2 separate regions of the Homo sapiens genome follow, and region 2 is linked to region 1. A link is a loop called in an ENCODE intact Hi-C map of the cell type or tissue named here. Cell type or tissue: PC-3. All regions are shown on one strand. Links, peaks and the distances in the headings refer to the core of each region. The heading gives the core; the rest is flanking DNA. Region 1 has its middle 240 kb from the start of MIR7977. Region 2 has its middle 350 kb from the start of MIR7977.

Region 1 (4,409 bases), core at 304-4,303:
CAAAAGACAAGTGGATAAATCCACCATGGTATATTTATACAATTGATTACTGTATAGTAATTAGTCTGAACTATAGCTCTGTACAAGAACACAGGTGAATTTTGACTGGAAGATTAAAACACAAAAAAGTACAAACTTCCTGACCCCACCTATGTAAAATCCAAAACCAGGCTGTGTGTCCAAAGTCAGAAAGTAAGTATACTTAAGGAAGGAGAGTGACTAGGAAGGACATGATGATGTCTTCTATTGTGTTGTCAATGTTATTTTTCTCAATCCAAAAGCCAGTTACATGGGTGCATTCATGTTATTAAAACCCATCAAGTTTTACACTTCCAGTACTCATTTTATATAGGTATGTTATATGTAAATAAGAAGCTTATTTTAAAAATTATAATGAAATATGCATACATTGTAGTTTTATTAAACGGATTAACATCTAGTCAGATGTTTCTTAGCCATTTGATACTTTCTATTTTGATGCGACTGTTCAAGTCTTTTGCTCATAATACTAATAATTATTATTTTTACTGTTTTGACATTCATTATTTTTACATTTTAAGAATTCTGTGTATACAAGCTTTTTGTCAGATATGCATATCATCTGTGGCATTTTTTTTTTACCAGTGTTATTAAGTGGATCTTACATATGATGAGAAAGCATTTTGTAGTCTATATGGCTGTGGCAACATTACTATTGTTGCACAGGAAATGTGATTACCCAGCTATAAGTGCGTGGGGTTATAATATGAATTCTGACCCAATAAAATGTCACCTTGTACTTCCCTGACCTCTTTTCAAATTTCTTTCTTGGCGGTGTTTAGAGAACAGCTTGATTCCAAATAAAACCCTGTTCCCAGCTTTATGAATGCCAAGAAAGCCATTTTAAAATGTTGTCCCCAGATTCACTTTCAGAAGAAAGTAACTCTGCTTCCCCAATATAAAGTTTCAAGAGGAAAAATGAACTAAGTATTCCAGTGATCTTTAGGATCCTTACCTATCTCCAGTTCCTCCACTCTCTCAGGACAAATGAAATTCTGAGACAATAACAGAGGAAATGACAGCAAATATTAAGAAGAGCTTACAATCAGCAAGAAGATCCAAAAATCTACACTTCAAACCTTTCATTACAAAGAACTGTAACAGCTTCAAATAGTAGTTAAAAGCTGGACTTTGGAAGCAGAACGCATGAACAAAAATTCTAGCTTCACCAGTTACCAGATGTATACAGTTAAACTAGTTTCGTTCTTTAACTTTCTGAGATTCCTTTTCAATAAAATAAAGATAATATTCTAACAAATAAGTTTGCTGGATGATTAGTACTCATAAAGTGCTTAGAAAATAATTTGAAATATAGCAAATGTTTGCGAATTGTTACCTAACTTATTTGTAATAGACAAAAACCCTGAAATTTCCCTTCCTTCCCTCCCTTCCTTCCTCCCTCCCTTCCTTCCTCCCTTCCTTCCTCCCTCCCTTCCTTCCTTCCCTCCCTCCTTTCCTCCTTTCCCCTTCCTTCCTTCCTTCCTTTCCTTCTTTCTTCTCTTGAAATTGGTGCTCCTGCTTACCAGGCAGCTCTCCTCCATAAAGCCATAGCCTCCTTCCTTCTTGAGGCTCAGCCATCTTCGACTCTTGCTTCTAACATTTCTATGCTTATCTCTGCTAAGCTTGTTAAAGAAAAACAGCATGAAGGGCTGCATGCAGGATGCTGTGTAGTGGTTTGTGTCATTTTAACTCACACTCCTTTTACTTGAACTCAGTCATGTCTATTCACCTAACTGAAAGAGAGGGTGAGAAATGTATTCTAACCAAGTGTGCAGGAAGAAAAGAGGAACGGGGTTTGAGAACACCTGGCTAGTTTCTGCCTTAGTCTCTCTTTTGTTTCACCCATCCTCCCCTACAAGTAATTATTGTTCTTTGCTAACTCATCTGTGAAAAATTGTATAGAGTCAAAAATAAGCATTATATACTGCATGAAGCAAAATTATGACCCTTTGATGAGGCTGAATGACAGAAAACAAATGTGCATTGGTGTGTATGTGGGAGTTAGAGCAATAAGAAACTTATTTCTTATCATTTACACTGGGAAATCACTAACAAATACGTAAAAATGAAAAATTAAGAAATGTTCATATAAATGTGTCACTTGGAATGAAGGTGAAAACCAGGAAAAATAGCTACAAATAGTTGAAAGTAATTGTTTCAGTTAGTAAGAACCTGCAGTAGGGAAGTATGGAGCAGGATCCTGCTTTTACATTATAAATTTATTAATTTTACTTGACTTTTTGACTGTGTCTGTGTGCTGTTTTGATTAAACCAAAAATAAATTGAATGTACAGAGCCAATAAAATTAGGGAACCATGAGAGGCATTCGAATTGACAGGTCAGTCAGCAGGAAACTTGGAGACACATAGGTAATAAAGTTTAAATTCTTGTGACTATAAGAGAGAGAAAAGAAATTAATAGATTGTGAGAGGTGTTCAGATAGAGAACAATGACCAAGATCATAGGGAGAAATTTTTGTGCCTTTAGGCTATGCTCTGATTGTGTGAGACGGAACACTTTGTAGAGACAGTACATGCCTGTCATTTCTCCTGGTGCTGTGGTTACACATTGTGAAGGCTGATTTTAGGTATCAACGTGCCTGGATTAAAGAATACCTAAAGAGCTGGTAAAGCATTATTCCTGGGTGTGTCTGTGAGGGCGTTTCCAGAGGAGGCTCATGTGTGAGCCTGTTCAACTGGTGGAGACGATCTGGTCTCAATGTGGTCACGCAATTGGCTGGGAGCCTGGATAAAACAAAAAAGGCAGAGGAAAGGCAAATTCACTCCCTCTCTTCTGAGGCTGGAACAACCTTCTTCTTCTGCCCTCAAACATCAGAACTCCAGGCTTATATATATTCCATTGGTTCTGTCTCTCTGGAGAACCCTGACTAATCCACACAGAATAAATAAAGTTTCAGAATCCAAGTTGTTTCACCTGTCCTGACAATTGAAATTCTATACTGGAACATTATGGTGTTTACTCTTCTGTTGATTTTTATGAATTCATTTAGGTTGCAGCATTTGCAGCTGTGTTGACTATACTTCTTAACCTTGGCTGCTTTTAAAACGTTTACCTTACCAATGGGGAAAATAGAGAAAGTCAATATTTTCCAAATGTGCTGCTTTAATAATTAGGGGGAAAACATCTATTACATGAACACTTACTTGGAAGGATTTTAAGTGTGTTTAATATAGCCATCAAAGAAAACTGAAAAATATCAAAAATTATTTAAGAAAAGCAAACTTGGTACTTAGAGAAATAAAACAATTTTGCCAATATCATAATTTCCAGGCCAGTTGATTCCTAGAACCATTTAATGAAGTCAGACATTACAGCAATTACAGAGGGTTATATAATTAAAAGACTCAAGAGATGCCACAGAGCACACAAACATAAAGCTTTAATAAAGACTAATAATTCAATTTAGCCAGAAAAATAAAATATCAGGCAGATTATAGGCATGCAGGCATAGCTTCCAGGGTCCTATCTCTGTCACATGGGATAAGCGCTATCTCTGGATCACAAACCATCAAGATAAGTGTGATTGCCTCTGTCTCAAGGATACCCAGTCTTGTGTTTACTAAGAGTCATTGATGCAGATACAACACTAACAACTTAGTCAAACTAGGCTGTGTAACCAGATGCACCAGGTTTAGACCACCAATCTACATATTTACGATAATTTTGACCAGCTGGTACAAGATACCTCCAGGGGAGTTTTGATCTTAGCACATTACCAATCATGAGCTAGAATATTTCATTCCTATCTTGTCCAAGAGTCAATACCATAGTTCCAGACATTTTTAGGGATAAGCACGGAGCTACCACAGGTGATTTACATATACATGATGAATCAGAAACTTCAATTTACCAAGTGGATGTGTGTGTGTTTCATTTTGTTTTTCTGTGTGAAGTTAGAATGTTGCAATACTAAACTAAGGGAAGATAAACATTTGCAAAATGCAGTCAAAGATACACAGGAAGAAGGAAAGGAGGTGATGATACACATACAAAACTTTCCTTTACCTTAAATAGAATATACTGTATTAGTTTTAAAAATGTTTTGCCATGTTCTATTTATATAAAAATATATTCTAAAGAAGTAGCCAAGAAATGGTTGCTGAGAAAAAAAAAAAAAAAACAGCAAGAGTTAATGTTCTTACAGAAATGCAATGGCAGTTCTAAGGTGTGACAATGGAAAAGGAAAATGTCCAAATCATTTTCAGACCATACTATCTCTGGCTAAAAAAAAGTCTTAGGAATTTGAGGAACAGAATAATTGCTATAATTTTCACCTGTGGAGTTTCAAATAAGGGATATTCAAAAAGCTTCATTTATTTCATTATTTGAAGTGAATAATTATTTAATAA
Region 2 (4,409 bases), core at 231-4,230, 110 kb after region 1:
ACCTAATATCTTATTTTGGACATCAAATAAGCCTAACACATTCTGGTATACAGTAAAATACTTCAGATATATTTGTTCTTTCTCTCTTTTTTATATATTAGATTTTTGAGAGTAACTACATTAGGATTTGGATTTACTATTAAAAATTCAAGGTTTATAAAGAGCCTGGCCTCAAATGTTCAGGGTGACCTTGCTCCCACATTTTCTATGAAGCCTAAGGGTTGACCCATCTTCTCTTCTATCTCTGCTCCTATCTATCTTTTGAGACTGTTGGAATGAATCCTGGAAACATACTCTTCTTTCCCTAAATTTTTTTGACTGTTTTGAGGATGTTTGTAAGACTTTAACTGGGTTGCAATGTGGTCAACTTGTAGCTCTGATAACCAGAAACTAAGTTGAAACAAGAAATTCTTTAGGTTATATTGCTCTTTATTCCCTGGTCTGTATCTTTCTACTAAACTTGTGATGTTTTGTAGAAAACAGACTATATCAGGAACAACAAAGAATCACCAAATGCTGCACAATTGACACTGAGAGTACAATTCTCATTTGAACTAGTGACCCAGAAGTGGCAATTGTTTGCCAGGAACTCTTTGTTTAACATCAAAGCATAACAAGCTAACACCAGAAGTGTGCGGTCTTCTGCATTTTTTTTTTAAAAAAACAAAACAAAACAAAAAAAACTTCTGAAGGAAAAGAGATACAGAAGATAACTATCAGTTTAATTCTAGTTCTTATTAAAACACACATACACACACACACACACACACACACAAAGAATGTTAAGTTGAATTATTTTCCTAAATAATTATTTTGGAACAAGAAAATGATGATGACATGTTTATTATTTCCTCATTCAAGATGATAAATTATAACATAATTCATTAATTTAACTGTCTCTGAATTGCTTTAGTTAAGGTATAAAATTCTTACAACTTAAAAAATTCAACAACTTCAACTATACTATCATGTTTAATCAGTTTTTTGGTTTTATAATATTTTACTTTAGACAAATTTCAAATTAAAATAAATGAATAATACATTAATGAGATTTAATGACTCTTAGAGATGAGGTTTCTGGCACTTTCCAGAGTAAAAAAAGAAAACTAAAAGATTTATCTCAGTCTTGGCAACATGAAAATTACAGAAAGAAAATTTAGTTCAGATTAAGAAGACTTTTGTTCTTTTGTCTCCACCATTATTATCTCTGTGATTTTAGCCAAACCACTTAACATTCTGTAAAATTGAGATGTTATTTTCAGCCCGGTCTACCTCTCATGATTTTTGTAAATATTACATATACAGAGACACTTTAAATTGTAATATGTATAATATTATATGATTGTTTTTATGCTGGTTGCTAAATATAGGCTCAAATTTCCTTCATTATAATGTATTTCAACCATTCAATTTTTATTTCATAAATTGAAATCCAAGTAGATATCTGCAGAGTACAATGGAAACTATACAAGTATGTAAGGCAATCGACTTGGTAAAATATTGAGGGATCATTGCTGGAAACTACTCTTAAACCATTTCGTGTAGCCACAGCCACAAATCTTGCACCACAGACATTGATCAAGCCAGAGAATGGGGTTGTGATTAGAATGGCATACCTATGGAACTGATGGGAAATTAATTTTGGAGCAAAGATTTCCTATCTAATAAGACAAGGAGAAAAGTTTATTTGAAGTGGTGCAGTCAATTGTTTATCAGAAATTTGGGTTATAGATTCATGTAAGAATTAACTTGTTATAAGTTGGTTGGACCTGCCTCACACATTCTATTCAACACAGAAATTCAAGATAGGCAGTATTTCTTTTAATTATCAGCATGGGATATGGAAGACTTATAATAGGATTCCAGTTTGATAAATGGTATAATTTTGAAGTTATTAAGTAATGTGTGTTCTTTTCTTTTCTGCTTTTTTCTCCTTCCTCTTTTCTACAACTGTTGAGTCTATAAAAATGAAAATTCCAGTTCACTAAATCTCTCTTTAGCTAGAGATATTCTAGTCTGCAGCCTTACTATTCCATTGAGCTTTTAAGTTACTCTCTTTTACATTTTAAAACTCCATTTGGTTAGTTTGCAAATCTGTGCAACAAAACTTTATAGTTATTCGTTTTCTTCCTGTATTTTCAAGTTTGTCTTTTATTTCTCTAAATAGTAGTAAGCATAAATTTTTATAAAATACACATTTTTAGTGTCTTCTCTCTAATTCTGTTGCCTTTTTTGGGGGGTGATATTCTCACTTGTGGTGACTGGTTTCCTTGGTGCTAAAATTTTTAACTATTAGCTATTCAATTTTATTAGAAAATTATTTAGGGAAATTATTTTTGGCCTAATATTATGGTAGGTTTCCCTGGAAGGGATTAATGTTGCTTTTACCAGATATTTTGGAGCATATCTAACTAAAGGACATATTAATTTAAATGGATACTTTGAGGTTTTCTGGAGCACACAGATGGTATAAAATTGAGTTGGAAACCCATGTAAGGGATGGCTTTCAGTGGCAGGCCTTTTCCCCTCTGCTCTCCTCAACAATAAAGCATTATATATCTCAATTTATTATTTACAATAATAAGTAAAAATGACAAACAGGTTTGGGAACAAACACAATTGACTCATGGTAAGTATTCAACTCGACTGGTATGGGCATTAGTCATTAAGATTTACAGAGTTTCTGGAGCAAGTTGCTTCGTCTAGCAAGTCTGGTGAGTTTAGGTAACATAATTCTTCCTACCTTTCAGTTTGGCTGGACTCCAGGGGAATTAAGGTGAAATTACATGACCTAAGAATAAACAGGTTGGTTGGGAAACAAATCATGAAATATCTGAATTGTTGTTAGGATTTATGGGTACTTTTGAGTTGGTTATGGAAAATCATTAACATTTGTGTAGTTTTTGCTTTAGAGTGGAATAAAATGAGAGCTCTTCCTAAAACTAGTTCACCAAAATGAATAGAAATGCTTTAATTTTAATTATTTATGGAAATGTGGAGATAAAATTATCAGAGTTCTATTACAGTAAGTCGGATGAGAAAGAAAGCTTTTCAAATAAGGTAATGTTCCTGAGAGTAAATAGGAGGGGCTGCTATGAAAGTCATTGTAGGGTTTCTGTAAAAGGCACTTAGCAAATGATAGTATCTATGAGAGAGAAGAGTCAGAGATAAATAACGTCTATCATCAGTAACAAACCATGGCCTTAATCATGGGGCATCACACCATCCCAATCACTGTGTTACCAACTCATTAAGATTAAAGGCAACTATAAGGAACTAAGTGATAATAGATCAATCATCTCTTAAAGGAATGAATGAATTCTCAAAGTCTAGGACTGGAAAATATCAAGACAGAATCTGTTTTCTTGTTTTCCAACGTCAGTTCACATGAACTTGGGAAAAAACCTTCAGATAGATAGATGATAGATAAAATGAAAGACAGAGAGATTTATTTCAGCATGAGAGAGTCTTTCCTATTTGATGTTTATTTCTTTTACTTCATTAGTAATTTGTTAACAACACTAAGTATATATTTACATTGTAAAAGACATGGTAGGGGCTATATGTTAAAATGTCTGGTCAAAAGTAAATAAACTTCCTTAATTGCATTTATAATTGTTATTATGACTACTTCCACTTCCACTCTCTCTGGGAAGGTAAAACTTCTTACAGGTTAAAAAAGGAGGAAAAAAATACCCATAAAATATCTCCCTGCTTAGTAAAACAGCTGCTGCTCCTGACTGCTTCAGTTTATGGTTGAATAAAAATTAAATACATGATACCCTGAAGAAAATTTTTCAATTACATAAAATGAATAAACCATGAAGACAGAATGAGCTACCACCAACTTATCATACATTACTTTCACAAAATAATTTATATTATTTTATTTTCTTCAATCTTAATTTTAAGACAGAGCCTATAACTGTGCAATGTAAGTGGAACATTTTTATATATTAATTATTAATTATGTGACGATCAACCTAGTCATTTAAGTGACAATGCAAATTTATCCTTAATATGACTGGAAGTACAGATTGACTATACACCCTCTGTGCCTTTGTTTTCTCTTTTGGATTTAACTACCATATGGCTTGTGACAACCAGGAAAAGTGAAATAATTTACTAGGTTTAAAGATCAGACATGTTTAATACTTGCACATTATACGCAATCATATAGTTTGTTTTGGTCTTGTAATTGTAAGTGTTCTTTTTATGTTCTACGACTCTAGGCTAACTATGTCACATTCCTAAAATGGATACATGGATTATTTTCTTTTTTTAAATTTTTATTTCAAAACTAGGAAACAGGTGGTGGTTGGTTGCATGGAAAAGTTCACTAGTGGTGATCTGAGATTTTGGTGCACCCACCATGTGAGCAGTGTACACTGTACCCAATGTGTTGTCTT

The links. Peaks named below come from ENCODE experiments on the same cell type or tissue, not always from the same donor. Only the 100,000 strongest peaks of a DNase experiment are listed, where the experiment ranks them.
Region 2: it touches region 1 in a loop (8-fold over the local background); 1 of 110 quality-filtered maps calls a loop at or near these places.

What each region holds. Positions count from the first base shown.
Region 1 is chr3:176,272,700-176,277,108 of GRCh38, reverse strand. No RefSeq gene overlaps it. Among named protein-coding and RNA genes, the nearest start is that of MIR7977, 240 kb to the left of the region's middle. In PC-3, for the core only: no CTCF peak of the experiment used is centred there; no DNase peak of the experiment used is centred there; H3K27ac peaks cover 668 bases.
Region 2 is chr3:176,165,774-176,170,182 of GRCh38, reverse strand. No RefSeq gene overlaps it. Among named protein-coding and RNA genes, the nearest start is that of MIR7977, 350 kb to the left of the region's middle. In PC-3, for the core only: no CTCF peak of the experiment used is centred there; a DNase peak (open chromatin) is centred at 2,722; H3K27ac peaks cover 1,123 bases.